2 separate regions of the Homo sapiens genome follow, and region 1 is linked to region 2. The links are chromatin contacts, found by Hi-C in ENCODE. All regions are on one chromosome and are shown on one strand. Each heading gives the region's core, a stretch centred on a gene start or an enhancer-like site at or near the end of the contact. The rest is flanking DNA. Distances are from core to core; before and after follow the strand shown.

Region 1 (3,682 bases), core at 773-3,272, 340 kb before region 2:
CTAAGGGTCTCTTAAAGTTATTTAGAAAAGCACTATTTATGTGCTTGCTCTCAAAACCCTTTCTTATATATAAAGGTTATATTTCTACTTCTAGCCTTCAATGGTTTGTAGAAGCAAAGAGATCCAGAGAAAAAGCAAGGTCAATACAGAGAACAAAGGTGTTTAAATGTATAGTTCTGTTTGTTTTGGAATAAGGAAAACAGTAATTATTGCAAACAGATAGTTTATTACCTGTGCCAAGTACTCTTCTGGGTTCTCTCTCTACATGAAGCAGGTACTATATTTTCTCCACTTTACAGATAAGGACAATAAGGCTTAACTGAGTTGAGTGATCTGCCTCAAGCCACACATTTGTAATTGGCAGGGCTGGATTCACCAGGAACTCTGGCTTCTAAGCTGCAAGCCTGACCACTCAGTTAAGCCGGGGCCTGCTGAGGGGGGCAGGGCATCAGGAAACCTGCCAGGTTCTGTTTTGTGGCTCATTTCCCCATTTGATGTGCTCAGCCTATGGCTTTGGAGACATCCAGCTACTTCGTACAGCATATAAAAGAAAGAGTTATACCCAGTATGAACAGCCTTTTTCAAAGGGGAGGTGATTCCCCTAAAGAAAGCCTCCCAGGCAAGTTGGAATTAGAGCATTCCAGACAAATACAAAGAAGAAAAAACAAGTGATGACATCTGATATGGTCAAAAGGTTTCTTCTGAAGCCTCCTAATAACAACAGCTTGTGTTCACTGACTACAGGCCAGGCACTATCTGAGCACTTTACATATGTAACTCATTTAAGTTTCACAAAAAACCCTCTAGAAACATAACAATGCATTACACAGATGAGCCAGGGGTTGAGATACTTGCTCAATTTCACCCAGCAGGTGGGTGGCACAGTTAGGATTTGAACCCCAGAAGGCTGTATTCCCATTCCACAGCACTGGGCAGTATCAGAGGGTCTCGGAGTCAGGCTTCTCTCACACCCATAATCTGTCAAGGGAGCCACAGATGGCAGAGTCCAGTGACAAGGACAAACTGGGTACTGCCCGTAGACTCTGGGCCTCAGTTTCAATACATGAAGGCAATGAACCAGATCACCTCTGAGATCTCTTCTGACATTTGCAAATTTGTCTAAAGTTGGCGGGCCTCACTACCTCTCCAAGGTTCCTTCGCAAAAGTCCTGCAACCATTGTGGTTTTGGATACAGCACAAGGTGTGAGGGGCTAGAGATCATCCTGTCCATGCAGAAATTCCTGCATTGGGACAGATTCCTGCTGTGGACTTGTGGTGAGAGCCGGAAAACAGGCAGGAGTCCCACTACTTAAGAGATACCTGGGGCTGCTCTGGTCCATGGCTCTGCCCAGCCTTCTGGCTTCCCGATCCCGCCAAATAGTCAAGTCTAAAACAGGCTGCAGTGAGAGGGAAGTGAGATGGTTTCTCATGCCATTTGCAACCTTCCTCTCCTATGAGACAAATCTTCCTAGCAGTCAGACAGGAAGCCTATTGTCCAGTCAGGATCCCTTTTCTCATGAGAACTTCCCACTCACTGGGGGAGAGCCAGCCTGCAGTAGCTCAAGCCTTTTTCAGGGTGTGGCACCAGAGCTGGGGTGGGAGAACACAGGGAGAAACCACCCATGGCTCAGGATACCTCCTGTGGCTCTTCTCGGGCCCCCACCACTGCCTTCCTAAGAGAGGCTCAACCTAAGCCCTCCTCGGAAGATCAGCAACTGACAGGTGGGACAGGCCTCGGACCTGTCCATCTTGTTTTAGGCCTGGGCCCCTCACTTCCTCCCCCTCACAGGAGAGGGAAAATGCCAGCCAGAGGCCTCAGAGCCAACAAGCACTTTCTTTTACTGCACCCTGCCTCAAACATAAAAACTCCTGTCACCTGGAGTTTTCATGTTTGAGGCACAGCGTTCAATAAAAGAAAGTGCTTTTAGTGGCACCTAAGCCTCTAAAGTCCTTAGTCATTCAGTCAAAAGTACTGTTTCTCTCCCAGCCTAGAAACCCTGAACTGAAAGCACATGCAGTCAGCTGGAACCCCACCCATCTCCAAGGTTCCAAGGCCACCTTCCCAGGCATGGCCAGAGAGAAACAATGAGCAGCACAGGGTGGAGCTTACCAGCTTGGGCTGAGACTTCACGGCCTGGGGTTGCACACTGCTCCAACAGTTACCCACTGGGTAGTCCTGGGGAGATCTTCCTATTCCTCAGTTTCCTCATTTTTAACATGGGGATTCAAAAGGTTAATCACAACTATGCAGGTAAAGTACCTGGTAATGGGTCTGTCACATACTAAGTGTTCAATAACAGCAGCTTTATTATTCCTCCTCTGGGTTCCCATTACATCATCTTCACTCCTATTTGTAACCTATCACCATGTTGTAGTCTCTGCAGGTTTTCTCACAGGTTGGTCCTTCCTCCATTTCCCCAATAACCACCAACCCACACATCTAAGCCATAGGGCAGAGACTTGTTCTGCTCATTTTTGTATCCCTAGTACCTGACAAATAATCCAGGAGATAGTAGATGCTTAGTAGAAAACCAACGTGACTTGCAAAATTTTGTCCTTATTTCAAAACACTGTCTTGTTTTCAACTGCAATGAGCCACAATGATTTTTGATTTGAGATGAGTCAATAACAGACAACGGCAAAGAGCATCCCTCTCCAGGGTACAATTTGTATTCTCCAAATTGGTACCTAACTGTGAAAATACACTGCCTACCTAACAGGACCAGAGCCACATGGAGTAAGAGCATAGTCTTGGGGGTCAGACAGATGAATCTGGGTTTGACCCAGGGGCCTGCTCTGCAGCCTTGTCAACTGTCATAACTCCTCTGAGCCTTAGTCCTTAGCAGCCAATATCCAGCTCCACAGGTTTTTTTAGAAGACTAACAAAACTGCATACTTGAAAGGGTCTTGTATCATGCCTGGCACATTACTAGGCACTGATAAATTTTCATGTAGCAAACTAAACCCTTATCTCTGATTTTTGGAATGGGCAAAGGCTTTGGTAAAAAGAAAAAGGATTATTTCAGAAATTTCTGGATATTTGGAGAGGGGGCAGGCAGAAAACAGAGCAGGATAAGCACTTTGGGGGGTGTTGTTTGCTCTCTCCTTGTTCCAGTTCAGTAATAAGCCGGCTCCTTTTTCACTTCCCGTTCTCGACAATACAGCCCAGGCTGCTCTTGGCTGACAAATGGACTCCATATGGCCTGTTACCCTTTCACCTCCTCTTGTTCTTGCAGCTCAGGGACCCAGGGAAACAGGCTGCCAGCTGGGGCTGGGAACCCCTCCCCCTCCCACTGTTACCACTGCTACAAGGAGGGGCAGGCCAGAGGACCATTCTCCTTTATCCTGCTGCTCCAGGTACAGGGCTAGCCCACTCAGTGCCCAAAGCCACTACCACTGCTATAGGTCAGTACAGTGACCTATAGAGCAGAGCCCACAGCTGTCTCCTACCTCCACCTCCAGATGGTGGGATGACAATGGAGGTAGGGAGCCAGGCTATTCCACGTGTATTAGCAAGTGTTACTGTTTCCCTTGACAGTGGCAGTTAAAGGCTTAAGAAAAAGCAGAGAATGCTTATTTTTTCCTCATCAGCCATTGTCACTTCTTGTTCTCATCTCCTTCACCATATCACCTACCTGAGCTAAAATATGTGTTTGCTCTCCCCTCTCAGAATTCCTCATCT
Region 2 (3,974 bases), core at 1,177-3,676:
GCTTTGCGATCAGGCTTCACAAAAAAATCCTTTACGGCTATGAGTACCCCATTTAACAGGTAAAGAAATCAAGGCTGAGAGATGAAATAACTTATTCAAGAGCTCAGTCAGGCGCAGTGGCTCACGCCTGTAATCCCAGCACTTTGGGAGGCCGAGGCGGGTGGATCACGAGGTCAGGAGATGGAGACCATCCTGGGTAACACGGTGAAACCCTGTCTCTACTAAAAATACAAAAAAAATTAGCTGGGCATGGTGGTGGGCGCCTGTAGTCCCAGCTACTCGGGAGGCTGAGGCAGGAGAATGGCGTGAACCCAGGAGGCAGAGCTTGCAGTAAGTGGAGATCATGCCACTGCTCTCCAGCCTGGGTGACAGAGCAACACTCTGTCTCAAAAAAAAAAAAAAAAAAAGAGCTCACAGCTGGCAAATGGCAGAGTAGTGAGGGATCCAGCTGAATGGGTATTTTTTGAAGTTGATTTGAATTTTTATTTATAGAGATAGGGTCTCGCTATGTTGCCCAGGCTGGTCTCGAACTCCCCTGGGTTCAAAGGACCCTCCCAATTCAGCCTCCTGAATATTTGGGATTACAGGTGTGAGCCACTGCGCCTGGCTTGAATGGGTCTTAAAGACCCAAGAGTCCGCACCCCTAGTACACTCTTCTCCACGCTTCACAGGGCTGAATTAAGCAGGAGAAATTGTCCTCAGATGGCTCTGGAGCCTCAGTCCAGGTCGGCTACTCAGACAGCCCAGCTGCAAGCCCAGGAGAGTAGGCCCTCCCCTGATCCATCTCCAGGTCTTTCCTAAGTGCCTGGCAGTGAAGACCTCTTCCCATTAGAGAAGCTGGCTGGGTTGCCCCCTCCTTCTGGAGGAGCACTGACTCAGACCATCACAGGGACACACAAATACCAAACACACTGAGAACATTGTTGGCAATGAAATTACAGACGTTATAAATGCCAGCCTTTCCCTTCCAGGTTTCCTTTCCTGTTCCCTGGTGGGAGAAGGACCACACCCCATGCAGTGCTGGGAGACATCCCCCGCAGGCCTTGGGGTGCTGGAACCCTGGGACGACAGTCATATTGTCCAGGTTATTTCTCCCAACTGCAGATGGAGACAGCCTTCCTGAGGGGCCAGGGGGAACAGCCCTTGTAAAAACTGAAGCCAAGTCACAGAGGCCCAGGGATCCTCAGGAACAGCTCCCTGCTGTACAAATGGGAGTCTGGCCCTGGTGCAGAAGTCCCTTCTGCTGCCCTGCCCATAGGCTTTCGGGGGACTCTCCTGCCAGTGACGTAACTGTTAATACCCAGCCTGGGGCTTTTGCTGATTCCTCCAGGGCCTGGCTAAAGGCTGACAGCCTTATCTCCTAGGGAAAAAACTGGGTGGCACAGAAAATGGGCTTTGGGAGAGGTAGGTTTGGAGGAGAGCAAGCAAGAGGAGAGAGCCTGACTCAGGAGAAGCAAGCACCAGAGCCCTCCAAGGCTGAGGGTGAAAATAGATGGAGAGTGGAAATGGGGCTCAGCGCGCCAGGAGGGAGCCCTGAGTAGGCGGTGGGTGGTGGGCTGTGCTCCCTGAGAGGACGGAGGGGTGGATGGGGGAATGGAGGCTGCAGCCAAGGTCTTTTACAGTGACTTGCTCCTAAGCCCAGACCAAGCTGGACATTGTAGCCAAGGTGTATTCTCTGCAGCCAGCTAGGGCTTTGCTCCAGGCTCCTCAGGCCCAGGGGTCAGAAGTTCTGGGTAACTCCAGATCAGCAGCCCCACGGCAAAGTGGGGCTGAGGGCAGAAATGGTTGCGTCCAGGAGAGGCTAGTGGTGTGCTGGCCTGCCAGCTGCAGTTCATATGTATGTTGAAGCAGCGTTTATTTTTACCTGGGTAGGTTCAGCTTCTGATCACAGACATGGTGGGGGTTTTCCATTGGTTTCCATGGGAACATTAGGCAGAGCATCTGCTACCCAATCAAGCAAAGCTGGTCTGGTAAGACTCTTTTCAGAATTATTTTGCTGTTTTTACCCAGGAAGTATGTCCTGCCTGAATTTGTACCACTGCCTTCTTGTGTGGTAGAGCAGGGGAGGGCAGCTCCGAGGGGACAGGCCTGGCTCACAGGGAAGGAGAGAGGGCTGGCTAAAGGCAAGCACGGCGGCAGGGCAATACCTATTTGGAGAAGCAATTTGCTTTCCATTTCTAAGCCCCAAGTAGAATCCCATAATGAGGCCACAGGAGCCTGGGCTCCACCTGACCTGTGCTGATTCCTGGTTTTGGTCCAAGGCCTGCCCTTGCAGTAGGGCCACCTGTTGGCCCCCACCAGAGCAGTCAGGAGTTCCTGGGGCACCACAGGGCATGGAGGCCGACGAGCAAGCTACCAGGTGCAGGACAGGGCTAGACTTGAGCATGTTCAGTTTCACTTTTACAGAAAGGAGGCCCGGACTTTCCCCACGAGGCGGGGGAGGGTGTGCTGAAGGGCTAGGCCTGGAGGCAGAAAGGAAGGCGCTGGTGCATGTGGACATGTAAGAAGTGGTTTTATTCCAGGTGTGTGTTTCATAAAGACGAGGTCCTCAAGGACAGCTAGTGGCACATGCTTTGGTCAAGAAGAGGAAAAGCAAAAACAGAACAGGGCTGCGTTGCCACAAAGGACCGGCTGATAAGTGCAGAGCCTGATCTGACCACAGCAAAGGACAGAGAGACCCTCTTGAAGGCCCTCTGGTCAGCAGTCCTCTTACATTCAACAGGCGCAGCCCCGGCTCCCCAGCCCCAAAGGTCCATGCCCGAGTGTGGCCCAGGCCTTCTAGTCCATCCTCTGGGGAGAGGCCTTTGCCCTGGGCCCAGTTCTGTCCTAAGCTGTGGCAGGAGGCTTCCCAGATGAACAGGGGATCTGAGGCTGCACCTGGCTGCGGAAGAAACATCACGACAGAGGACAGGCAAAGCATGGCCCTGGGAGCGAAGGGGCCTGCGCTGGCAAGTCCAGAGGGGTGCACTTGGGCACGGGAGTGCTGCCGAGAGGACGCTGGTGAGAGTCAGGAGGCGAAACTGCTGGAGAGCCCTCCAGAGCAGGTGCTGCGGACCACAGACACTTGGCTGCTGACCCCAAGGGCCGTGTGGAGGGAGCAGGCGATGGCAGTTTGAGCACGCCAGGGAGGAAGATTAGGGGGTGGCAGCTTGGGCAGACAGTGGCTTCAATCCAGAGCAGAGGTTCAGGCCCTTTGGGGATCAGGGACCTCTTTTAGAAGCCATGGACTTTTTCCCCAGGAAAATGCATGTATGCACACACATGCAGTATTTTAGGGACAATTTCAAGAGATTCCTAGACCCTCTAGAATCCATGAACTCTATGGGTATGTGGATCCTTGGCCTATGAAAGACAGGGGGCTCCTGTGGTAGGTATATCTGCCCCAGGCTGGTCTGCTTTGTAGGGGAGACCCCCAGGGTCCTGGTACCAACAGTCATTTGCCCAAGAGCCAGTGGGGTGAGGAAGCAGGGTGTGGGGATAGCAGGAGCAGTTCCAAGACAAGGCCGTGGGGTAGATGTGTGGATGTGTTCTCAGCGGCTGTGAAAAGGAACTGGGAGTTCTCTTCACAAACAGGAGCCACAGCCAGCCTCCCAGCACAGTGCAATAGCTGACCCTTCAAGAAAATCCCTCCTGTAGTAGGGAGGGGAATAAGGGTGAGGTTGAGCCCTAATGACTTAGGGGCTCCTGTAGCGGGGAGGGGAATAAGGGTGAGGTTGAACCCTAATGACTTAGGGGCTGTTCTTGGTCCAGAAGGGAAGTTCCCTTCTTTCCAACCACCCATGATGCTGTATTGACAGAGGCAAAAACCTTTGAGAAAGCAGGAGTCAAAAATGACAAATGAGGCTGGGACTACTCAGGGATGTGTGTGGCTACCCGTCCTTTCAGTGGGTCCTGGCGGCAGGGACAGGGCACTAGCTGTTCATTAATGCCCGAGAGAGAGGTCTCAGCCTGACACATGGCCAAATAGAAGTGGA

The links. A loop is a pair of places that touch in the nucleus more often than their neighbours do. Pooled maps may share reads with other maps.
Region 1: a pooled map shows a loop between it and region 2 (4-fold over the local background). The contact joins two enhancer-like sites. A Hi-C loop is called at or near these places in 2 of 37 single-sample maps with no recorded cell type and 2 of 50 pooled maps.

Annotation. Positions count from the first base shown.
Region 1 is chr14:69,692,891-69,696,572 of GRCh38, reverse strand. All of the region lies in intron 2 of SUSD6 (sushi domain containing 6), which reads right to left. Among named protein-coding and RNA genes, the nearest start is that of SRSF5, 72 kb to the left of the region's middle. RefSeq lists an enhancer at 2,038-2,087. Within about 2 kb of position 2,022, at least 21 of the 41 ENCODE cell types and tissues checked have a DNase peak (open chromatin) inside an H3K27ac peak, as active enhancers do.
Region 2 is chr14:69,352,988-69,356,961 of GRCh38, reverse strand. GALNT16 (polypeptide N-acetylgalactosaminyltransferase 16) reads right to left here. Exons shown (of 15, transcript NM_001168368.2): 15 at 2,496-3,974. Among named protein-coding and RNA genes, the nearest start is that of ERH, 43 kb to the left of the region's middle. RefSeq lists enhancers at 2,119-2,618, 2,649-2,748. Within about 2 kb of position 2,426, at least 8 of the 41 ENCODE cell types and tissues checked have a DNase peak (open chromatin) inside an H3K27ac peak, as active enhancers do.